Regions from separate parts of the Homo sapiens genome. Here all the other regions are linked to region 3. A link is a loop called in an ENCODE intact Hi-C map of the cell type or tissue named here. Cell type or tissue: heart left ventricle. All regions are shown on one strand. Links, peaks and the distances in the headings refer to the core of each region. The heading gives the core; the rest is flanking DNA.

Region 1 (8,335 bases), core at 247-8,246, 110 kb before region 3:
TGTCTCAACAACAACAAAAAAAATTTTTTTTATTTATAAAAGACCTCTTTGGCTGCTGGGCCAGGAGCAGGGAGGACAGGAGGCAGGGGTAGGAGTGGAGGTGTGGGAGGAGAGGAAGCAGGAGAGGAGTGGAGGTGTGGGGGCAGGGGAGGCAGTGGGTGGGCCAGGAGAGAGGTGATGTGGCATGGGCTAAGATGGAAGCAGTGCAGATAAAGAGAGGTGGATTGACTTGGGACATATTTTGGAGCTGGAGTTCACCACAGGGAAACTGAGGCCCAGTGCTTCCAAGGATAGCGCTCCAGCTCTCCCAGCCCAATGGAAGCTTTTAGATACTTCTGCACTGTGGGGGTCACTTGTGGGTGGTTGCATTGGGGGACGAGTGGCCAGGACAGGTGACCTCTGACTTTTGTCTGGTGATGCGTGAGTCTCAGATTGGGCTTTGAAGGAGCCATGGGTACCTTGCTGGGCAGGTGGAGCATGTCCTTAGAGGATCATCCCACCATCCTCACGTAACCCTGCAGGTCTCTTCTCTCTGAGTCATAGTTCTCACACTTGTAACATGAAGAGGGACAGTACCCACTTAGGCGACATCACCCCCTTCTTACAGATGAGACAACTAGGCCAGGTACAGTAGCTCATGCCTGTAATCCCAGCACTGTGGGAGGCTGAGGCAGGCAGATCGCTTGAGCCCACACATTTGAGACCAGCCTGGGCAACATGGCAAAACTCTGAATCTACAGAAAATACAAAGATTAGCTGTGTGTGGTGGCATGCGCCTGTAGTCCCAGCTACTTGGGAGACTGAGGTAGGAGGATCACTTGAGCCCAGGAGGTGGAGGTTACAGTGAGCTGAGATCCACCACTATACTCCAGCCTGGGAGACAGATTGAGACTTTGTCTCAAAAAACAAAAACAAAAACAAAACCACCACCACCACCACAACAAAAAAACCCAAAAGAAAACAGATGAGACAACTGAGCCTCAGTGAAGGGAAGTGGCTCTTTAGGGTCATACAGGAGTAAAGACACAGCCAAGACTAGCACCCAGGCTAGAGCCTGGGCTGTTGACCTTTCTGCTTCATCATTTGCCTCCCATACCTTTCCTGGGCTCGTCAGTCCTGGGGATGCTCAACTCACCCAACACTGTGTTTCAAGCCCAGGGAATCCAGGATCGGTTAGTTCAGTGGTTAGGGGTATGGGCTGCTTGGATTCTATTTCCAGCGCCACCAAGGGGCCTTATTCTGTCTGAACCTTGGTTTTCTCCTCTGCAAAATGGGGCTAACAGTGCATACCCTTGTAGCACTGTTACAAGGTAGGGGAACTGTACAGATGTAATGATTTGTGTATGTGAGTCATTTACAAGCCTTTGGAGTGGCTGGCACCCATCATTGTTTGCTGTTGCTGTGATTATCATGCCATTGGACTGTGGCTTGAAACCCTACAGGCCCAAGGCTCCCTTTAATAGTAGTTATAATGCTTCTTTTCTAAAATAAAATACATGAATAACATAACCTGCTGACGCACATAATTTTTTTTTTTTGAGACCGAGTCTCACTCTGTCATCCAGGCTGGAGTGCAGCGGCACAATCTCGGCTCACTGCAACCTCCGCCTCCTGGGTTCAAGTGATTATCCTGCCTCAGCCTCCCGAATAGGTAAGATTACAGGCGCATGCCACCATGCCCAGCTAATTTTTGTATTTTTAGTAGAGACAGGGTTTCACCATGTTGGCCAGGATGGTCTCGATCTCTTGACCTCGTGATCCTTCCGCCTTGGCCTCCCAAAGTGCTGGGATTACAGGAGTGAGCCACCGCGCCCGGCCATGCATAGTTTTAAACATAAATAATGTCCTAGTTGTAATTTAAAAGAAAATAAAGTGAAAATAATTTAGAATAAATTAATATGTAAATGTTCCAGGACAATGTGTAGAAACCATCACAAAGTAGTTGGGTGGGCTCTGCTCTGGGTGGAATCATTGAGAATCTGCAGGCTGAATTGGTAACGCCGCACTGGCGGCACATGCACTGTGACTGCATGGCTGTGATAGTCTGAAATGTGAGCAGTCTAGGTAAAGTTCTGAACCAAACACAATCCATTCTGTTCCCAATCGCTACAGACTAAATGTTTGTCTCCCCCAAAATCTTACGTCAAAGCCTAATCCCCAGCGTGATGGTATTAGGAGATGGGGCCTTTTGGAGGTGATTAGGTTATGAGTGCAGAGCCCTCATGAGTGGGATTAGTGCCCTTATAAAAGAGGCCCCAGAGAGCTCTGCTGCCCCTTCTACCATGTGAGGACACGGTGAGAAGCCATCTATGAACCAGGAAGCGGTCTTCACCAGACATGGAATCTGCCAGCTCCTGGATGTTGGACTTGCCAGGCTTCGGATCTGTAAGAAATAAATTTCTGTTGCTTATAAGCCACCAGTCTGTGTAATTTGTTACAGTGGCCTGAACTGACTAAGACACCAATTTATGTGAAGGTTGCTTTCCTGGCAGAGTCGCTGTTATTAAAACCAAGCAAACACACATTGTACTGGAAAAGGCAAAACTATAGAGACAATGAAAAGATCAGTGGTTGCCAGGGCTCAGGGGAGGGGAGAGAGGGATGCACAGGTGGAGCACAGGGCATTTTTAGGGCAGGGGACCTCTTCTGTATGATGCTGTAATGGTAGATAAAGGATGTATGTACTTGTCAAAACCCAGCATGGGCCGGGCGCGGTGGCTCACGCCTGTAATCCCAGCACTTTGGGAGGCCGAGGCGGGCGGATTGCCTGAGCTCAGGAGTTTGCAACCAGCCTGGCGCTACAGAAATCCTGCTTCAAATCCAGAAACCCCGTCTCTACTAAAAAACACAGAAAATTAGCTGCGCGTGGCGGCATGTGCCTGTAGTCCCAGCTACTCGGGAGGCTGAGGCAGGAGAATTTCTTGAACCCGGGAGGTGGAGGGTGCAGTGAGCCGAGATCGTGCCACTGCACTCCAGCCTGGGTGACAGAGCGAGACTCTGTCTCAAAAACAAAAAACAAGCAAACAAAAAAACAAAAAAAAACAAAAAATCCCCAGCATGGTAGAACTGTGCAACACAAAGAGTGAACTGTAAGGTAACTGTGGATTTCAGTTAATAATTGTGTGTCAAAATTGGTTTATCAATTGTAACAGATGCACCATGCATTTGCACTAATGCAAAATGTTAATAACAGGAGAAACTGCATGTTTGGAGAAGGAGTACAAGGGAACTGTCTATGATTTCTGTGTCATTTTTCTTTTTCTTTTCTGAGAGAGGGTCTTGCTCTGTCCCCCAGGCTAAAGTACAGTGGCACGATTAGAGTCCACTGCAGCCTCAAACTCCTAGGTTCAAGCAATCCTTTAGCCTCAGCCTCCCAAGTAGCTAGGACCACACACATGTGCCACCATGCTAGGGAAATTAAAAAAAAAAATTGTGGAGACAGGTTCTTGCTATCTTGCTCAGGCTGGTCTCAAACTCTTGGCCTCAAGCAATCTCCCCATCTCGGCCTCCCAAAGCACTGGGATTACAGGCGTGAGCCAGTGTGCCCAGTCTCTGCACAGTTTTGCTCTAAGTCTAAAACTTCTCTAAAAAAGTAGTCTATTAAACATAAAAAACAAAATGAAAACCCCCACACATTGTGTTTATATGTAAAATAGAATTCGGTCCTTGGCTCAGATAATTAAAAACAAGGTTTTTACCTACACTAATTACCAAAGGGAGATTTGAAAATCATGACTTGAGATGCACTGCAGGATGTCTGCACCCTTGCTCCCCTCCTGCATGGCCGGGGCACCCCCTGGTCACTGGGAACTCTCCAACACTCTTGGTGACATTGCCCCCTTGAGGATCTCTGCACTGGATCTTTGCTCCCTCTCCTGCAGAACCCACAACTGCTGACTTACTGATCTTGGGTGATGTCTGATTAAAAAGTCTCCCCAGGCTTAGGAAACTCAAGGTGCCACTGTGGACACAGCTCCCACATTTCAGCTTCCAGAAATCCTGCTTCAAATCCAGATCCCAGCACTCCCTCATTATGTGGACTTGAATGAGTCACATCAATTTATTGAGCTTCAGTTTCCCCATTGATGGGAAAAAGGGTGATTGATAATACCTGCCATACTTTATATTCATAATGAATATAATGAGTATATTCATTAACTCAGTAAATATATATTGAACACCTACTGTCTGTGCTGAGAATTCAACAGCGAGCAGAACAAACATCTCTGCCTTATTGGAGCTTATGGTCTCGTGATGGGGACAGACAAAAATCAAACAAATATATGAGATAATGTCAGTGATAAATAAAAATAAGGCAGAGTCACAGATGGAAAGAGGGTAGGGCAAGGGATCCTTGGTAAGTGTCGTCCTGGATGGCTTCCCAGAGGAGATGGCATTTGAACAGGGCTGGGAATGAAGTGAAGGAACGTGCCACGAAAGTCTCAGGGCGAAGAGGCAACAGCAAACACCAAAACCCTGAGGTGGGAATGTGCTTGGTGAATTCGAGAAACAGCAAGGAGGCCAGTGAGGCCGGTGGGGAGTAAGAGGGAAGAGAAAGTGAGGACAGAGAGATCTGGAGAAGCCAGACTCTGTAAGGAATTGGGGGTTTATCCCAAGTGCAGCAGGGAGAAAACTTGAAGAGTTATTTACTGGGGAAGGCTTCCTGTGTTGTGTGCCCTTGCAGGTGAGAAAAGGTGATGAGCCCACTCTAAAGCCAACTCTATGGCCCATGACCGTGGTCTGGGACACTTTGAGCAGAAAGCGTCCTGTTCTCCTTGGAGTCAAAGGATTGGTGACAGTGTCTGCCATGCTGTAGTTTCCACAAAATACCACCAGGTGACGACTCTGGGTCACGCTTCTAACTTGTGGGTTCTTGATTCCTGGAGGGCTTTTGCTAAAACACAGACTGCTCCTGGCCCCAGCCTTCCAAAGCGCTGGATTACAGGTGTGAGCCACCACACCTGGCCTGACAGCCATGTTTTTAGCTTTTAAAAGCAAAACTTTGGCATTAGCACTATCTCTGTGAGAGGGGCCGATCATTCCTGTTTTCCAGATGGGTCTATGAGGCTCAGAGAGGAGAAATCATTGTCTCCATGAGCAAAAGTGATAAAACTGGCACTCGGCCCCCATGTCTGCCTGACTTCAAGGCCCCCAATCCTTCAGGGATGCCACACCCATGTGCCCAGTGAGGCTCTGGGAATTTTAAAAACTCATCCAATTTAATCCTTACAACTGAACAAATCCCATGCAACGTTAATGTCTCCATTTTAGAGATGAGAAAACTGAGGACTAGAACTGAGAAATAAGTCACCTGATGTCGCTGAGCTGTTCTAAGGCTGACATCATGCATTTTGGAGTCAGAGAGACCTGAATCTCAACTCTAGCTCACACTCTCCCTAGCTATGTTCACCTGATTTCTCTGAGCCACAGTTTAAGATGGGAATAAGAGCCCCTCCTGCTTGGTAGCTGTTGGTAATATTTATGAACAAATCTAGGCCTGGGGCCTCTTAGGCTTACAGTGGCACCAGCCTCTTCTGTTCTGGAATCAGGAGGGAAAGTGATTGACCCGGCATTGGCCATCCCTGGCCTGGCTGGGATCAGAAGGGTCCTGGAAGGATAGGCAGTACCCGGCAAAGACTGGGGAGGGAGCTTGCTTAGCAGAGGTGTGAGGGACCTCACAGGAGTCCCCACAGGGTGTCCAGGTAGGCATAGGTATGGACGGCTGGACAGGGACTCCAGTTGGCCAACCAAGAACAGGGATAGAGCTTGGGCTTTGGGGTCAGGCAGCTTGAAGCTCTGGGTTCCAGCTCCCAGATCTGTAAAGTGGAACAGTAATGACTCTTCCCTGTTTTGGATTATTGAGAGGACCCCGGGGAACAGTGGGCTCAGCTGGAGGGATGACATTCTAAAGTGTTCTCTGGGACCTTAACCCCAGTCTCACAGGAGATGGGCCTTTGACTGTGGCCTTTCTGAAACCTGAGAATGTTAATGGTCACATAACGTTAGTAACAGTGATGGCAGATAACATCTGTCATGGATTAGAGGCCACTGGGAGGTTCTCCCTCACAGTTCTGGGTTCTTTGGATCAGAAACATGGCACAAACACACAGCCAAGGGTGGTTTAGGGCCTTGCAACTTACAAAGTCCTTCCATAGCATTGCACTGCACCCTGTGTTAAGATAAATTCTCCAAGCTTTAAGCACTCTGCTAAGTGCTTGACAGGCCTTATTTTATTCTTCCAAAACACTTTGAAGTGGGTGTTGCCTTGACCCCCATTCTTCAGCTGAGGAAATGGGAGGCATAGTGAGGTCAAGTGACTTGCCTAAGGCTACTCAGCTGGAACGTAGAGCGCCTCATCCCATGCTTGACTCTGAGTAGAGCAAGGGTTGCACAGCAAGTCAGAGGCTGAGAGGGCCTTGGAAGGACCCGAGGCTCCCCTAGCCACTCCTGCCTGGCACCGATTCCTCCAATCCCACCTGGAAGTGGCTGGAAGTGAGAGGGAGAGGCGGTAGGGGTGCTGAGCCTGAAGGGAGGTTTCAGGACTCAGGCTAGGAAGGCAGAGAAGGAGAGGAGGGACGGAAGTGCCCCTTCCCCCTAGAGCCACTGAGGGGAGAGATAAAGGCATGAGGAGATGTAGCTGGGGCCAAGACAAGGAGGAAGAGAAGAGCTCAGGAGCTAGAAGGAACAACTATCTGGGGAGGAAGCCCCGTTCCAAGAGAGAAGGCCAGGGATGGGAAGGGGTGGGCCAGGCCCTTGGGCTGGGGTCCTGGGTCCCAGTTTTAGCAGGTAGCAAGACCCCGAACTGGATAGAGGGTTGCCTTCAGTAGATACCCTATCATTCCTGTGTTATGAGAGGTTGGGGCCACTTGAGGTGAGCCCAGGATTCAGCCTTCGAGGCTCAACACACTTGAGTCCAGCTGAATGACAGAATGAGCCATAGGACACTGTCCCAGGCCTGACTTCCTTCCTTCAACAAATATCTATGGAGGATTCACCAAGGGCCAGGCTGGGCTCCCAGCAGGAAACAAAGTCCCTCTGAAGAGAGACTAACACCTTCGTTAAGGAGCCCCCAATCTCATAGGAGAGATGGACAAAAAGCAGAAAATGAATTGGTATCCAGTATCACTTTTGGCTGTAAAGGTGATCAGGGGAAAATGAATGGATTGGAGTCTACCTATTTTGTGATGGCGGTCAGGGAGGGCCCCTCTGAGAAGGTGTCATCTGCACAGAGGCCTGAAGGAGATGAGGCAGTAGCTATGAATCTGGGGGAAGAGCATTTCAGGCAAGCGCAAAGGCCAGGGCAAAGGCCTTGAGGCAAGAAGATGCTGCTGTGGAGGAAGGAGGGCACCAAGCAAGGAGGCCAGTGTGGCTGCTGGTGAGAGATAAGAGAGTGAAGGAAGATGAGGGTAGAGTCCGGGGGGCAGATCACATAGGGCCTCAAAGGCCACTCTATGGATTTTAGCTGCATCTCATGTGACATGGACATTGAAGGATTTTTATGTGTGTGTGTTTGTTTGTTTGTTTGTTTTTGAGAGGGATTCTCGCTCTGTCACCCAGGCTGGAGTGCAGTGGCACATCTCGGCTCACTGCAACCTCCACCTCCCACATTCAAGCGATTCTCTTGCCTCAGCCTCCCAAGTAGCTGGGATTACAGGTGTGTACCACCACGCTTGGCTAATTTTTGTATTTTTAGTAGAGACAGGGTTTCACCATGTTGGCCAAGCTGGTCTTGAACTCCTGACCTCAACTGATCCACCTGCCTCGGCCTCCCAAAGTGCTGGGACTACAGGTGTAGGCCACTGTGGCCTGTGACATTGGAAGGTTTTGAGCAGAGGTATGTGTTGTGACCTGACTCAGGTTTTACCAGAATCCCCCTGAGAGATGTTCTGGCCACCACTGAAGAAGACTGGAGGGTAGAGCAGGCAAGGGCTGATGCAGGGAGCCCAGTGAGGAGGCTGGTCAATGAGCACAGCAGTTTGGCCAACGATCTGGGGTGCTAAATATCAACAGAAACAAAAATATTTATTGCATGCTTTCTGTGGGTCACAAACTATTCTAAGTGGTTGCTTGACATGGAATGCTTTTAATCTTCAGTACAGATTTTAGGTAGATCATATTTTTGTACATTTATGTCTATTTGTCTCTGGACTGATTTTTTTTTAATTGAGATGAAATTCACATAATATAAATCAACCATTTGAAAGTATACATCTCAGCGGCATTTAGTATATTCACGACATTGTACAGCCACACTTCTGTCTAGTTCCAAAATATTTTCAACACCCCCCCCAAAGAAACTTTGTACCCATCAAAGATAGATGATATTTTTATCCTA
Region 2 (8,335 bases), core at 25-8,024, 61 kb after region 3:
GTATGCCCAGCCCTCAGCTGGACTGCCAGCCCCACAGGCACCCTTGGTGCCCACCACACAGCAGGAGCTCATCCACAGATGGGCACAAATAGTGATACCAGACAGTGCCTCTGAGTCCTTGCTGTGCTAGGCACTGTTCTAAGTGCAAATTCCGTTCATCTTCACAGCAACCCTTGCAGTGGGGGCTGTTAACCCCATTTTAGAGATGAGCAAACTGAAACACAGAAAAGCATAGGAAATTGCCCAAAGTTGAATGAATGAATGAATGAATACAATGACAACTTAGGAAGGAAGGCATTTTACTGAAGAGTGACAGGCCCACGGTCACACAGATAGTAAGTGGAAAAAAATCAGGGCTGGAACTCATGACTCCAACATCACCTCCCACCTGTCCATAAGCCCAGTGACAGCAAGGCTGGCACTCCCTCACACTTGGGGTTGAGGCCAGTAAGAGCTGCATTTGTGGAACACTGGCCAAAGCAAACCCTCTGTGCTGAGGGCACTTCAGCCAGTGTCTCAAGCCTGTCTGCACTTCTTCTTTTTTTTTTTTTTGAGACAGACTCTCACTCTGTTGCCCAGGCTGGAGTGCAGTGGCGCAATCTCGGCTCACTGAAACCTCTGCCTCCCCGGTTCAAGCCATTCTCCTGCCTCAGCCTCCTGAGTAGCTGGGATTACAGGCACGTGCCACCATGCCCGGCTAATTTTTGTATTTTTAGTAGAGATGGCATTTTGCCATGTTGGCCAGGCTGGTCTCAAACTCCTGACCTCAGGTGATCTGCCTGCCTTGGCCTCCCAAAGTGCTGGGATTACAGGCGTGAGACACCATGCCCAGTCAACTGAAGTTCTTTGAGAGTACTGTTCCCATTTTCCAGATGAGGAGCCTGAGGCCCAGCGAAGGCGAGCAACATGGCCAAGGTCACACAGCCAGTAGGTGTGATTCCAAAGTCCCACTTTCTGTCTTCCATCAGGTAGTACTATCTGCCTTCCACTATGGAGGGAATGTCCCATTGGGAGACGCCTAGGATGGGGGCTAAAGAAAGACAGGCAGGCCCGACACCAGCCTCTCTCTCTTCTGTCTGCTGTCAACACTATATCTTGGTGCCATTCTGCCCACTATTTGTAGAGAGGCCTGGGTACCAGCCTCTTCACTTTGTCCTGGAGGCCAGGCCAGGCAAGGATCACTGTACCCACTTTTCTTTCCTTCCTTCCTTCCCTCCCTCCCTCTCTTTCTGCCTTTTTATTAAGGTATAAACCACACAAAATAAAGTACATAGAGCCAGGTGTGGTGGCTCACGCCTGTAATCCCAGCACTTTGGGAGGCCGAGGGACCCCCCAGCCAAAGCCTGGAGCTCAGAACACAAATGCTCCCCTTGTTGAGAGTGGGGAAAAAAATCTCTTTTCAGGTGCCAGCCTTAAAAAGAAAGAACAAAAAAGGTAACTCACAGATGACCGTGATATGTGACGTGCATCTGAGCCCTTCACACAACCACAGAACTAACTGTCTGCAGCTGCCACAACAGCTGACCCCTCTGCCAGGCAGAGTTTGCTATCAACCAGTAACAGCTCCCAGAGGTTTTGTTATCCCTCTGTAGAAATGGAGGCTTGAGGCCAGGTGCAGTGGCTCATGCCTGTAATCCCAGTACTTTGGGAGGCTGAGGCAGGCGGATAACCTGAGGTCGGGAGTTCGAGATCAGCCTGACCACTATGGAGAAACCCTGTTTCTACTAAAAACAAAAAATTAGCCAGGCGTGGTGGCGCATGCCTGTAATCCCAGCTACCAGGGAGGCTGAGGCAGGAGAATCACTTGAACCTGGGAGGCGGAGGTTGTGGTGAGCCGAGATCGTGCCATTGCACTCCAGCCTGGGCAACAAGAGCGAAAGTCCATCTCAAAAAAAAAAAAAAAAAAAAAAAAAGAAATGAAGTCTTGATTGACTGAAGTAGGAGGAGCCAGCGCACAGGCTTTGGAGGCAGAAGAGCTGGGACCAGCTCTGGAGGTTTGGGAACATGACTCCACCTCCCCGAGCCTCGTACTGCTGACCAGATTGCTTTTGCAAGCATTGTACTACATCTTCACACAATGCTGGGAGGCAGCTGTTACCAACCCCATCTTACAGCCGGAGACCCTGAGGCTCAGGGAGGTAAGGGATGTGTGCAGAGACATGCACAAAGTGGAAAAATGTGAAAACAGACCTCATCGTGCAGTGTTATTGTGCAATTTGAATTGAATGAGGGATAAGAATGTGAATGGATGCAGTCCACAGTAGGTGCTTAAGTCTTGCATGGGGTCTAATAGCCGGTGAGTGGCAAAAGGAGAACTTGTACCCAGATCTGCCTCACCCCAGAGCCCACCTCTGAGCCTCTTCATCCATGGGAAGCCATCATCAGCATGGTGCCTGGCACCGAGTGAGCCTTTGAGAAAGGGTAACTGGGTCAAAAATTATTTTCAGAAAGTTGAAAACATGGATCTTATACAAATGTATAGTGAGCACATGTCAAAGTGTTATTTAACTCATTAAGGATGGAACCGGTAGGATGGCAAAGCTGACTCAAAGGAGGATAAAATGGCAAAGTTAGCTACGACATAGGTTAATGTCTTACAGGGCACCAAAACCATAAGCTTTAGCGTTATTTCTTCTACAGGTCAGAAATCATTTGCAACTCGTGCACTTTTTACAAGTTACCAGGTAACTTTGCTTAGGATCAGGTGACCCAGGCTCATCGGACACTGCCTTCGCTTGATATTGAAAGGGCACACAGACACCCTTTTTGTCTTATTTCCAAGTTTTGGATATTTTTTCTTTACAGTTATTATCATTCCACTTCTCTCTGACGAAAGGCTGTTCACAGGCCTCACAGGTTCCCAGGAGCCCAGGGACACGCAGACCCCACCCCACCCATTCACACAAGGACTCAAGGACAGAGCCTCTACCCACAGATGAACTTGGGTGGTGCACAGGCACACGAGCTTGATGGCAGGGCACGCCCAGGCTGAAGGGGCCGGGTGGGAGCTAAAACGTGTGGTCTATGGTAGCCCAGCCTCTTTCCTCAGCAACCACGCCATGAAAAGATCCCTACATTATTTGTCAGGTAAAATAAAGCGACCCGTAGCTAGTGGCGCGAGATTCTATCCAGCTTAATACGTGTGTATGTGCAGACACATTTATGAGTGTGCATGCAGAGAAAACTCTCTGGGGAAATACCCCCTGAACTGACAGCCATGGGGAGTGAGGGTGAAGCGGAAACAATCTTGTAAAAGAAATTCAAAAACCGAAGCCCACTGCATTGTTTAAATTGGTTACGTCCAACTTGTTTTCCTGTGTTATCTGTCGCCTGTTAATACACACACACAAACACACACATAATAGAATGGGATAGAATATCTATATATATCTAATATATATAATATCTAATATATATAATATCTAATATATATAATATCTAATATATATAATATCTAATATATATAATATATATATAGAGAGAGAGAGAGAGCGAGAGAGAGAGAGAGAGGGAGAGACGGAGTTTCGCTCTTGTTGCCCAGACTGGAGTGCAATGGCGCGATCTCGGCTCACCGCAACCTCCGCCTCCCGGCTTCAAGCGATTCTCCTGCCTCAGCCTCCCGAGTAGCTGGGATTACAGGCGTGCGCCACCACGCCTGGCTAAATTTTTTTTTTTTTTTTTTAATTTTTAGTAGAGACGGGGTTTCTCCGTGTTGGCCAGGCTGGTCTCGATCTCCCGACCTCAGGTGATCCGCCCGCCTCGACCTCCCAAAGTGCTGGGATTACAGGCGGGAGCCACCGCGCCCGGCGGGATATTATATTTCCATAAGGCCCTCCGGGGGCCTGGGAACGGACTGGTGCTTGCGTGCGGGGCTTTTCCACTGGTTCCCTTCCGTACTCGGGCTTCCCCCGCTGTTGTTACTCCCTCAACGGGAACACAACTCCACCGCCGCCTCCGGGACACACCCCCGCCGCGTGGGCCGGGGTCCGGGACGCGCGCTCAGCTCGGCCCCGCGGGGGCGGCGCAGGAGGGAAGGGGGTGCGGACCCCGGAGGCGCCGCAGGAAGCCCTCGCCCACCCTTCCCGGCCGGGCCGGGTCCGCAGCTGACGGTGGGGGTGGGGAGCAGACGGGCGGGGCGCCGGCCGGCTTGGGGGTCCCCTGGTCCCGTCCAGGGGGCTCGGGCCGACTCCGGGCCAGCTGCGGAGGCGGGGGAGGGGACCCCGCTTTCCATGGCAGTGCCGAGGCGGCGCGCACAAAGGCGCCGCGATCAGCGCTTCATCGGTTCGAGTCAATTATCTGAGGCGCGGAGGCGGCGGGCGGGGCGAGGCGATTCCCCGGTGGGGCTGCGGAGCGCGGCGCCGAGACTCAGAGGAGGGGGCGCTGGGGAAGCGGCTTCTCCGTCTCCTGCTCCGCCCCGGGCTTCGTGGCGAGGCGCCGTCGCCCCCTGGTGGGGCCTCATCCATTCCTCGCTCACTCGCTCGTTCACCTTTTTCTCAACCTTACAGCGGGTGGCTCTACGGTACGAGCTGAGGGTGAAGTGCTGAGAACAGGGCAAGCGGGCCGTACCTTTAAATGCCCTGTCGGGAGCTGGGCCCCTCTGAGTGGCCAACCTCACCAGGAAAGGGCGCTCAGCCTCGCGCTGCAGATGGACTTGGAAGCAGACCGTCAGAATGCAGCCCTCCCTGCACGTGATAGAGTAAGGGCCGCACAGGGGATGAGGGCCCGGGGAGGCCCTTCGGGAGAGGAAGAGTCCCAGATGGCTCTCTGGAGGAAGTCTGGCCTAAGATGACCAGGTGAAGGGGTGGGGGTCCAGGGAGATGAGGGCGTTGCAGGTAGAGGTTTCAGCTATTGCAAAGGGGTTGCAGTACGGGCAAGTAAGGTGCACTCTGGGGAGAGTAACCTGTACTTACTGTGCGAGGGGAAGGGAGGTGATCAGTGAGGTAGGTAAGTGGGCCAGGGCCAGATGGCACAGGGCCACCTGCAAGCGTGGGCTGAGGGTGGGTTGTCAGGTCGTTTCATCATTTCCAGTTTATCCTTCTCCCCTTTAGATTTGGAGAGGATTTGGCTGCCCTCACCCTTGTAAGGGTTTAGGCATCATTCGCCCTTGACTCCTGTCCAGTTGTCTCACTGGTCTCCCTGTATCCCTTATTTTGCCCTTCAATCTGCCTGCACCCATCCTCCAAAATGACCTTTTTAAAAGCAAAGCTCGGTGGCACTACTTTTCAAAATCACAAATGCACAGGATCTGTAACCTGCTGGTTGCACATGACAGAAACCGCATAATAATCATGGGTTAGGCCGGGTGTGGTGGCTCAAGCCTGTAATCCCAGCACTTTGGGAGCCTGAGGCAAGCGGATCACTTGAGATCAGGAGTTCGAGACCAGGCTGGCCAATATGGTGAAACCCTGTCTCTACTAAAATACAAAACTTTGCTGGGCGTGGTGGTGTACACCAGCTACTCAGGAGGCTGAAGCACGAGGAGAATCGCTTGAACCCAGGAGGCAGAGGCTGCAGCGGGCTGAGATCACACCACTGCACTCCAGCCTAGGTGACAGAGCGAGGCTCCTTCTAAAAAAAAAAAGAAAATAAAAAAAAAGTCCTGGTGTTAGAGGCATTTTTCTTTTCCTCCTCCTCCTCCTCCTGCTCCTCCTCCTCCTCCTCTTCTTCTTCTTCTTTTCTGAGACAGAGTCTCCCTTTGTCACCCAGGCTGGAGTGCAATGGTGTGATCTTGGCTCACTGCAACCTCCACCTCTTGGGTTCAAGCGATTCTTCTGCCTCAGCCTCCAGCTAATTTTTGTATTTTTAGTAGACATGGGGTTTCACCATGTTAGCCAGGCTGGTCTTGAACTCCTGACCTCAGGTGATCCACCCGCCTTGGCCTCCCAAAGTGCTAGGATTACAGGTGTGAGCCACCACACTCAGCCAATAGAGGCATTTTTCTGTCATGTAAATAAAGTCTAAAGCAGGCAGTCTAAAACTGGCATGGTGCTCTACGGTTCAGGAACCTAAACTCCTTTTGTCTTATTATGCTACCCCCTCAGTACATGGTTTCCACTTCATGGCCCAACATGGCTGCTCAAACAGCAGCCCTCACATCTGCATCCCCAGATGGAGAGTCTTTTTTTTTTTTTGAGATGGAGTCTCCCTCTGTCACCCAGCCTGGAGTGCAGTGGCCTGATCTTCGCTCACTGGAATCTCTGCCTCCCAGGTTCAAGTGATTCCCCTGCTCAGCCTCCTGAGTAGCTGGGACCACAGGCACGTGCCACCACACCTGGCTAATTTTTTGTATTTTTAGTAGAGATGGGGTTTCACTGTGTTAGCCAGGATGGTCTCGATCTCCTGACCTTGTGATCCACCCACCTCGGCCTCCCAAAGTGCTGGGGTTACAGGTGTGAGCCACCGCGCCCAGCCCCCAGATGGAGAGTCTTTTAGTCATTAGAAAGGAGAAAGGAGCCAAGGAGGGAGGGAGGTTCCCTTAAAGACTCTTTCGGAAGTCACATACAATCTTCTTGTTGATGTTCCATTGGCTAAACTTGATCACATCACTACACTAAGCTACAAAGGAGGCTGAGAAATATGATCTGTGTTCTAGGCACCATGTGTCCAGATGAAAATTGAGGCTCTTATTTCAAAGAAAAAGTTCAGTCCATGGCCAGGCGTGGTGGCTCATACCTGTAATCCCAGCACTTTGGGAGGCCGAGGCTAGTGGATCACCTGAGGTCAGGAGTTCGAGACCAGCCTGGGTAACATGGAAAAACCCCGTCTCTACTAAAAATACAAAAATTAGCCGGGTGTGGTGGCATGTGCCTGTAGTCCCAGCTGCTCAGGAGGCTGAGGCAGGAAAATTGCTTGAATTTGGGAGGCACAGGTTGCAGTGAGCTGAGATCACGCCACTGCACTCCAGCCTGGGTGACAGAGCAGAACTCTGTCTCAAAAAAAAAAGTATCAGAAAAAGCGCAGTCTGGATATTGGGAAATGACCATCAGTCTATGCATGCTCAGGAGTTCCATGTCTAGCAGTGTGTCCTATAGGTTTGCTTAACCCATGTGACATTTGACACGTTTACAAGGTTATTCACTGCAGCATTGTGACAGCAAAAGACTGGAAACAACCTAAGTGTCCTGTAATAGGGGACTGGTTAAACAAATTATGGGACATTTATACAATGGAGAATGATGGCCACAAACACACATGAGGAAACTCTCAATGCAGTGATATGAAATGGTATTTAAGATGTTTCACTTTGGAAAACAGTTTGGCAGTTTCTTATAGAGTTAAACATACATCTCTCCTATGACCCAGCAAGTTCACCTCTAGGTTTTTGCTCAAAATAAAAATATATATGTATATATAGCTCCACAAGGACTTCTATGCAAATGTTCAACAGAGTTTAACATGTGATAGACAACAATTGGAAGTGACCCAAGATCGAACAGCCAATGAATGGATAAACTGGTGAGTCAAATATTACACTGGAGTTTAAATGAGTGATCCAATGTCTGCAACCACATGGATGAATCTCAAAACATGCTGAATGAAAACAAGCTGGATACAAAAAATAGCATGTTGTAATGATGCCGTTTATATGAAATTCTAGAAGAGGCAAAACAGACCAATCTATGATGACAGAAAGCAGAGCAGTGGCTGCCTCTGGGGTGGAGGGATGGACTGGGAAGGAGCATAAAAGAATTTCTTGGGATGCTGGAAATGTTCTGTATCATGATTGGGGTGTTGATTACACAGGTGCATTTCACTGCATGTAAATTATACCTTGATATTTTTAAAAAGCAGGGTGCAGAACAATGTTTAAATTATGGAATCCGGTATGTTTAAAAAGCAAGGAAATTTGCTTGTATCTGCATTGACTGTCTAGAAGAGACTTGTAATAGTGATTGTCGGTGGGAGAGGAACTGGGTAGCTGGGGGCTGGGGAAAAGGGACACTTTGGGCCATACCCTGTTATACCTGTTGAATCTTAAACCAGTTGAATGTACTACCTAATTAAAAACTAAAACTGAAAAGATCAGTTAGATGCACACGTGACATCACCACATTCATGTTTTAAATCTCCTAATGGCTCTTCCCGGCAATCTGGACGAAGTTCAGACTCTGAGCTGTCCTGGCCTTATGTGGCCCCACTCAGGCAGCATCCTCTCCAACCACTTTTCTGTTCCCTGCAGAGACAGCTCAGTGCCTGGCTCCCTCTGGTTGGCCTAAGTGCATATGTGCCATTCCCTGAGTGCTCAGCTCCTCGGTGAATTCTCCCCAGCCCCCTGCCTGAGTTGGTCCCTCGGGTCTCACTGGACCTGCTGCACTTTGCCTTCCCCCTTCCTCAT
Region 3 (8,335 bases), core at 199-8,198:
GTGGGGGCAGCCCTCTGTGGCCTGTGCTGTCCCTCTCCTTGCCTGGCTTCCTGACCTCCCAGTCCAGCTGGGGAAGCCAGACGGTCCCTGGGTGAGGCCAAGAGATTAAATAGAATAATAAATAGATAAATAAATAAATACACAAATAAATAACTGGAAGGACCCAGCCGGATGGGGGAAGGGCATTGGCGAGGTGCTCCAGACCTCCCCCCAACAAGTAAGGAAGGGGATCTGTGGCCCTGGGGATGGGGGAAAGTGCTCAGAGAATCTGGGGGTAGGGCAGCTCCAGACTGTGGAAGCCCAGGTTGTGCCGGGGTGAGAGAGGGGTTACATTAGGGGGCAGGGCCCTGAAGTGCCCCTCAAGCCCCCTCCAGGTTAGGTAGACTCAGAGGGGTGAGAGCTGCTAGAGAGGTGAGGGCAGCTGGAGCTGGGGCTGGGAGTGGGTGATGAGATCCCCATGGACTGAAGACAGTAGGAACTGTGTGTGGGAGTGGGGTGTGGGGGTGTGTGTGTGTGTGAATGGCCAGACCTAAGGCCTGAGCATGGATGGGATCAGGGACAGATCGGAGACTTCAAGAAGGGTGAAGATTAGATCCCCAGATGGACACACTCTGGGAGATTCAGCAGAGGCCAGAGGGATGGTCTGGGGTTGGACTGTGGTCTCAGGGCGGCAGGGCCTGCGTCCAGGTGTGGATGGGGAAACTGAGGCAGGTATGGGCGTCAAGGGTATAGGTTTGCGGCTTTCATTGGGGGCTCCAGTAGAGGAATGGTCAGAGAGATTCAGCTGAGAAGCGAGAGAAAAGATCTAGAAGTTAGAAGAGCAGCGCGGGGTCTGGGAGGGAGAAATTTCCGGCTCTGGGGCGCGGGAGAGGTGCGGACCTGGTGCCTGAGTTGGGAGCCTTGAAGGCGCGGACAGGGGGGTCAAGGTCCGAGGGATGGCCGGAAAGGATGAAGTGGGTCGGGGGACGCTGGGGAAGACGGTGTGGAAGTGAGTCGTGGGTTTGGGGGTTGGGGAGAAAAGTTCCGGGCCGGGCCGGGGGTCCCCACGAGAGGGTCATGGGCAGGGAAACGCAGCCGGGGCTGGGCGAGGGCGCTGCGGGCGCAGGTAGGGGGCCCGGGGCGCGTGGAGAGCGAGTTCCGGGCGCGAGGGCGAGGCGGAAGGCTCAGCTGGCCGGGCCGGCGGGGGTCGGCGGGGGTGGCTCGGCCGCCTTGGCGCAGGCCGCCTCGCAGTGCTTGTGGAGGTAGGACTTGAGCGCGAAGCTCTTGTCGCACTGGCGGCAGCGGTAGTGCTTGAAGGCCGAGTGCGTCTGCATGTGCGCGCGCAGGTTGGAGCGGTCGGCGAAGGCCTTGCCGCAGTGCGCGCAGCCGAACGGCTTTTCGCCGGTGTGCGAGCGCATGTGACCCTGCAGCAGCCAGGGCCGCGAGAAGGCCTTGCCGCAGACGCCGCACTTGTGGCGCAGGTTGTGCGTGAGCAGGTGCATGGCGAGCGCGGGCATGGACACGTAGGCCTTGCCGCACGTCGGGCATTTGCGCGCCAGCTGGCTGTCCAGGCTGCGGTGCGTCTGCTTGTGGCGGCTCAGGTTCGACGACGTGGCGTAGGTCTTGCCGCACTCGGCGCACGCGTGCCGGTGCCCGCCGCCCGCCTGCGCCCCCGCGCGCCCCGCGCGCCCCCCGGCGCCCCCCGCGTCTCCCGAGCCCCCCGCGTCCCCGCCGCCCCCGCCCCGCCGCCGCCGCGAGCGCCCGTCCGAGATGAAGAAGGCGTCCATGGAGTAGCTGTCGGTCACTGCCGCCTCCCCTCGGAAGTAGCGCGCCGACAGGCTCGACTGCGGGCTTTCGGGGTCGCTGTACTCCTCCGGCGCCGCCGGCGGGTACGCGGGCTCGGCCGGGGCCAGCTCCAGGCCCGGCTTCTGGTCCGCATCGTAGCTGCTCGGGGGCAGGCGGTGCGGGGCGTACCCTGGAGGGGGCGAGAAGTGGAGGGGCGGTGAGAGGAGGCGCCGAAGAGGGTTTCCCGCTTTGAGCGCGTCACCCTTTGCGCCTTCCAGCTTGGCGCCCCTGTGGCAGCTCCGACAGTGGTGGTCTCCGACCTGCACCTCAGCTCTTCCTGTCAGGCAGCCTGGGTTCAATTCCTTCCTCCATCGACGGCAGTGCAAATAGCCGCCACCCCAACCCACGGAGCATGGGGCCAGCACGGTTGTACAGAGCGTACCTTCACTATCCAGTGCTCACAACCGCGGAGTGATGGTCTTATAATACCCACGCTACAGGTAGAGAAACTGAGGCGCAGAGAGATGCAGCAGTCTAACCTTACAGTCAGGAAGTGATGGAGCCCTTGCCAGTGTGACCCTGAAGCCCATGCTGTCTCTATTCCAACAACATGCTGCCGTTGCAGCCCTGTAACTTCTCTGGATCTCAGTTTTCTCATCTGCAAAATGGAGCTTGTGATTGGACACCTCCTTCCAGGGTCGTTGGAAGGACTGAGTAAAGTGACGATAATAAGCGTGTGTTAAGCTCTTACTGTTTGCCAGACTCTGCCTCGGTGCTTTACGCATGTTAACTCTAATCGTCACAGACCCAAGGAAGTCGGCACTATTGTAATCCCCATTTGATGTGTAAGGAAATGAACAAAGGTGGGGGAGCATACAGTAATTGCTATATAAATGTTAGCTATTATAATTATGCTTTTTACTTGCTTGGAGATAGTTTCCTCCCCCACCACACTGTGAGCTCCCCATGGTTGGATCTGTGTGCCCAGCACATGCCTGGCTCAAAGTAGGTGTGCGATGAATAGATGTTGCATGAAGGAATCACAATCCAGTTAGACCCACCTGCCAGGGTTGCTGAAGCATTTAACAGGGGTCAAGTGTGTGGCATGTAATAGGTGCTACAGAAAGGGGACTTCCTCGCACCTGCTCCCAAGCCTGCTCTAGAAGTCGTCGGAAGTCCGCAGTGAGAATTCCCCTCCCCCTCCTCCTCCCACTTAGCTGGAGTTGGACCAGGAATCCTGTCTGCCAAGGGTTTGAGTGATTGGTGGGTGGGCAGGCTGGGGTCTCCCTGGGGATTCCGTAGGGGATTCTCATGGGCAGGGGCCATTCTGATTTGCCTCTGCCTCCCATGGCCTAGGCTGGTCCTAGCACCTTCCCTGAGACCCTGGGGGCTGGGCTCCCTGGAGAGTTTCTGGCAGACAAACTTTTCATCCTGGCACTTGATGGGCAAGTGATTCCATTGTTCTGTGATTCCACAGAACAATGAAGGTTAGGTCCGTTTGGGAGGTTTCCCACCTGGGGAGTGGGATTTGACCTTCTCCTGGTGACCCCTGAGACCTGTAACCACTCCTCCTTCCCTCCTCCCCTAGCCTCCTTCACTGAAGTGAGCAGGTGGAGGAGGGTTTTGTAAGGGGAAACAGGGTTCAAGATGTTCAGACTTTTAGCTGGGTACTCTGGTCAGCTTTCGTTTCCCACACAGCCTGGCTGATTCAGCCTCCAGGCCTTTGCCTCTCATCTGGAGTTTGGGATGGACACAGGGTGAAGTCTGTGTGCCCCTGAAGGCAAGGGTGTGCCCTTATTTTTACCTCTGTCCCTTCAGCAGCCAGCACAGGGCCCTCTGCACACAGAAGTCATTGTGGATTATGGAAGTGGATGACTCGGAAGCGGGGGGCTCTGTGGTTGGATGTAAAGGGGGATAGTGATAGTGGCAATTTTTTAATCTGGGGAGAGGAGATGCCCAGCCTCTCCGCACCCTATGTCTCCCGTCCCATCTGCCTGTGGTCTGGAGGTCCCCCTGCTTCCCACTCCGGGAACCAGGCCTGGTACTCAGGTCCCAGAACATTCAGGAGTGTTGTTTCAGACTGAGTTAAATACCCGTCAGGCACTCCCAGACCCCCCTCCTTCTCCTTCTGTATTTCCTCACGTTGTAATTCCTGGTGATGATAATAATAGCTAATATTCACTGAGCACTTACTGTGTGCACCAGGCTCTGTGCTAAGTGCTTCGCTCCCATCATCTCACTGAATCATCACAAAACTACTCTCATCACAGATAAGGAAACTGAGGGACAGTGTGGTGATGGCACTTGCTCCAGGGGTGGAGCAAGGATTGGAATCCACTGCCCCCTTGGTTTCCCACATACTGGGAGGTCCTCCAGGAGGGGGCTGTGGCTGAGCTGTTCACCTCCCATTCCCAGGGCCCTAGCTAGTGGGCACTTAATAAGTATTTGTGGAATGAGTGATGATGATTTGCGAGGCCAGCCTCACTCCCCAGCCTAGCAGGACCTGGTATAGACAGTCCTGTTCACCTGGTCTCAGGGCAGGTCTGCATCTCATGTGTCTGGGGCCATGGAAGGGGAAGGGTGGTTTGGTTCTCCAACACAGATTCCAGCTGAGTGCCTTTGGGTGGGTTGTGCTTCAGGTCCTTTTTTTTTAAAATGGGATTTATCTGGAGGGGTGACTGATCACGTAACCAGTGCTTTGAGTTCTATTATTAAAGGATGACATATTGGATAAGAGTAAAACTTTGGTGCCAGACGGCCTGGATTGTTTTGGCTCTACCATTCCCAGCAGTGTGACCTTGGCCAAACGATTTGGCCTCTGTGTGACTCTACCGTTTCAGTAAGGGGTCTGCCAGTAAACAGTATATAAACAAATGATAACCAGCACTCTCAGAGCACTCCTGTGTCAGGCACTCTTACAAGGGCTTTCCACACATGAAAGCATTCTACCCCCATGACACACAAGGTGGTAGGTACCCTTTTATAGAAGAGGAAACCAAGGCACAAGGAAGCTAAGTAACAAGCCTAAGATTGTGCAGCTGATAAGTTAGAGCCAGGATTCCAGCTCAGTGGCTGGCACATTTTAAATCCACCACGCATGTTGGCTGTTATTATGAACAATAATAACAATCTCCCCAGATGGGTTTCTGTGCTGCAGCTTTCTTGGCATCTGCCCCAACACATCGTGCTGCTCCTCTCTGGGCCTCTGTTTCCTCACCCGGGATGTGTAATTTCTATTTCACGTTCTGATGGGAAAATATCTGGTGCATAGTAGGAGCTCCATCAGTGAACCAGAGCGTTCTCCATGAGGTGCTCTGCCCATGGCGCCCTCTGCTGGTGGCCCTCAGCGCTGTTGACTTTCCTCCTGTTGCAAGGGGCTCTTTATGAAGAAATAGGGGTGCCTTCAACAAAGGCTGCTCATTTGCCTAGGGAGGGCTGCAGAAGTGTCTTCAGGATAGGAATTGTGAGCCCAGACCAGACACCCAGTCAGTGGATTTTGGCATGGGTTGAGAGCATCCTGTGAGAGTTTGTGTGGTCATGTTAGGAGGAGGTGGTTCTAACTTGCTTTGTGACTGTGGCCAGGTTGCTTAACCTTTCTGGGCGGAATCTATACATGACAAAGATGGACTGGAATGGTCTAAAGACCCTTTCTGCATCATGGCTGAATCAGTCCCTCCATGATGCTCTTTGTCCCCTCCACTCCCAGCTCCTCCAATTCCACCCCGTTTTCCTCAGATTCACAGACATCTCCCTAGGCAACCTTGGGCAAGTTACTTAACATCTTTCTGCCACACCTGTATAAGGGAGTTCATAATAAGGCTGAATAAATGAATGCATGTAAAGTGCTTAGGACAATGCCTGACACATAATAGCTGCCCTCTTGAGCTGTTATTATTGTTACTGGTAGTATTCCTGTGTTTCCTGGTGATATATCCTTCTAATCTGCCAGAGAGTAGGAGATACACATGGGTGTCTTAGGCTGCTGTGTGACCTTGAGCAAACCACCTCACCTCTCTGAGCCTCAACCCTGGAGACTCCTTTAGGACACTAAAAGCCATACTTTAACCTAATGCATGGAACCCAGACAGGTACCTTCCTCTGCCCTAAGAGTGACTATAGAAGGCTGAGATACCTATCCTGCAACTGACAGGGTGAGACAGGACTCTTGTTTGGGTTCCCACAGAGATAGGGATGAGCTGGGATTCAGAGAAAAGAGAATCTCAGGTGAGATCTCTCATCCTAGCCCTTGAATTCAGGCCGTAGCCATGTGACCTTGGGTAAGTCGCATAACTTATCTGGGCTCAAATCCTCCATTTGAGGAATGTGGACCAGAGGCACCCCTGTCATGTAGGGATATGGGGAGGGCCCAGAAATACTTTGGAGATGTGCACATGTCACCTGGAAATGACTTTGGTTTTCCCTGCCCAAGAGTCTTGATATTTTAGACTGAAGGTCCAGAATCTGTCTTTTTAAAAATCGGTACTCAAAGGAGTGGTGAAAGGGAAATTTATGAGAACTAAGGTGCTGGGCCCTCTGCAGACACTGTCTCATTTAGCTGCCTGACCCCCTGCGGGGATGGAGGGGGATGTGTAACAAATACTGCTACTGCTACTGCTGGTGCTTCCAACTAGCACCAGCCTCCCTGTGAGCCAGACATTGCCCTGTGCCCAGAGGCCCAGAGAGGGGAGAGGATTTGCCCAAGGTCACTGAGAGGGAGGCGGCAGGTTTGAAACCCTCCAAGGCCTGTGTTTTTTCCAAAACACCAGAGAGGGCATGGAGACTTGCTGGGGAAGAGATCTTCAATTGGTAGGGGAAGGGGTGGTGCGTTTCCTCAAACACTCCCTAGTTAGCCTGTGGTGGGGTGGGTGGGGGCACGGGGTGGTGGGGGCATGGAGAAGCTGTTGTGGAAAATGCTTCAGCCTCTTGTAAGTATTTGTAAATCATACTTAATAACAGTAATGCCTATCACTTACTGAGCACTTACTTGGTGCAAGGCATCCTGCTAAATGCTTTGTGCACATTAGCTCATGTCTAAGGTCACTTCCCTCCATGCCCTTGTTCTGCAGAAGCTGAAGCCCAGACAAAGGCCTTGACCCACCTCAGGTCACAAAACAAGTTCTCATCAGAGCTGGGTTGGCCTCCTTTTCTTTCCTTTTTTTCAGTCCAGGACTCCTTTCCCCAGTCTCTCCCAGACTCCCAAGGTGCCAAACTTTCTCCAGGGAATTCCTAGCCTCAGCCTCACCTCTCTGTCCTAAAATGGGCAGAAAAAGACAGGGGCCTGGTGGGGGGCCAGCTTCCCCGGCGGCCCACTTTCCTGAGGAGGGCTGGGCCCTGCTGGGTGGTAGGGGCTGGAGGAGCTGCTGTATGGGTATATTTAGAGCTGCTTCTTGCTGTGCCAGGGCCTCGGGCCTCGAGAATCAGCTCCAGCCAGCTGAGCAGAAAGCCAGGTCTGTCAGCAGCAAAGCGGGATAAAAATAGTTTCTCCTGTCTGCTCACAGAGCTGGGCAAAGGGGCTGGGTACCTCCCCCTCCCCTTATTATAGCATCTTTGTTAGCGGTTCCCTGGGCACTGGACCAGAAATGACACCCACCTCCTCCAAAGGCCTGGCAGCTGGTACATCTGCCCACGGGGAGGAGGTCCCTGTGCCCAAATGAGCAGGGGACAGAGTGAGGTCTGGCCCAACATGACCAACGCTGCATGGCTTGGGGCTGATGCCCACTGACCCAGGCCCAAGGAACTTTGAGAGAATTTCAAGGCTTTTCCCCACCACCCCCATCTCTTGGAATTCCCCACATTCTGGTCTTTCCTGACTGTGACCCAATTCCTGTGGCCTACAGGGAGGTCCAGAGCTCTGCAGGAATCAATAGGAAAGATTTTTCAGGGGGGTATGGAGATGAGAGTGAGTGGCTCAGGGTCTTCATTTGCCCAGCCTGGGTTCGTAGAGTTGCCTCCTGCTCCCTCGGGGGGGATCTCCAGTGGGCCCTTTCTGGGCCTCGTTCCGGAGACTGGGTGTGTTGTGCAGTGCTCCACCTCTTCCCCCGGCCTCCTACTTTCTGCTCTGCCGCCTCTCTCTCTAGAAGGGTGCACTCAGAGGGCCCATTCCAAACCCCTCCCTATCCAAAGGCTGGCCTGGCAGTAGACGCTTCACTTCAGGGGAGTCCACAGCTGGGAAAGAGACCAAGAGGCCCGAGGGACCCCATCTCTCCCGGCAGAGGGCCTCCAGGCTGTGGGGGCCCCTAAAACCTGTGGATGTAGCACCCACTAGGGAGGTGTGACAGGGTGCACCGTTTATGCTCTTGTGACTTTGGGCAAGTCACGGCCTCTCTGTGACCTCAGTTTTGCCTCTGTAGGTTGGAGTGAATCCTCCCCTGCCCCCCGCTGCCCTTTGCCCACTGTGGATTTGTGTGGCCAGAGAGTGCCTTTGGGATGTGTAGATTGCTGTACTGACATAAGGGACTTGGTGTACTCTCTGGCCCTCCTTCAGCAATCAAAGACTGAGACTATCTAAAGTGTGGAAGCTCAGCTCAGGACCCTCACGTCCCTCTCGTAACCCCAGGCTTTAGAGGAAATC

What was found. A loop is a pair of places that touch in the nucleus more often than their neighbours do. Peaks named below come from ENCODE experiments on the same cell type or tissue, not always from the same donor. Only the 100,000 strongest peaks of a DNase experiment are listed, where the experiment ranks them.
Region 1: it touches region 3 in a loop (4-fold over the local background); 27 of 110 quality-filtered maps call a loop at or near these places.
Region 2: it touches region 3 in a loop (3-fold over the local background); 52 of 110 quality-filtered maps call a loop at or near these places.

What each region holds. Positions count from the first base shown.
Region 1 is chr20:557,054-565,388 of GRCh38, forward strand. No RefSeq gene overlaps it. Among named protein-coding and RNA genes, the nearest start is that of CSNK2A1, 17 kb to the left of the region's middle. In heart left ventricle, for the core only: CTCF peaks have their summits at 4,837 and 5,043; no DNase peak of the experiment used is centred there.
Region 2 is chr20:724,123-732,457 of GRCh38, forward strand. No RefSeq gene overlaps it. Among named protein-coding and RNA genes, the nearest start is that of SLC52A3, 40 kb to the right of the region's middle. In heart left ventricle, for the core only: a CTCF peak has its summit at 4,440 (motif pointing left); a DNase peak (open chromatin) is centred at 4,416; H3K4me3 peaks cover 895 bases; H3K27me3 peaks cover 2,581 bases.
Region 3 is chr20:662,508-670,842 of GRCh38, forward strand. It overlaps SCRT2 (scratch family transcriptional repressor 2), which reads right to left. Exons shown (of 2, transcript NM_033129.4): 2 at 1-1,954. The coding sequence ends at 1,164. Among named protein-coding and RNA genes, the nearest start is that of SCRT2, 9.1 kb to the right of the region's middle. RefSeq lists an enhancer at 1-227. In heart left ventricle, for the core only: a CTCF peak has its summit at 5,097 (motif pointing left); DNase peaks (open chromatin) are centred at 5,095 and 7,170; H3K27ac peaks cover 1,779 bases; H3K27me3 peaks cover 4,704 bases.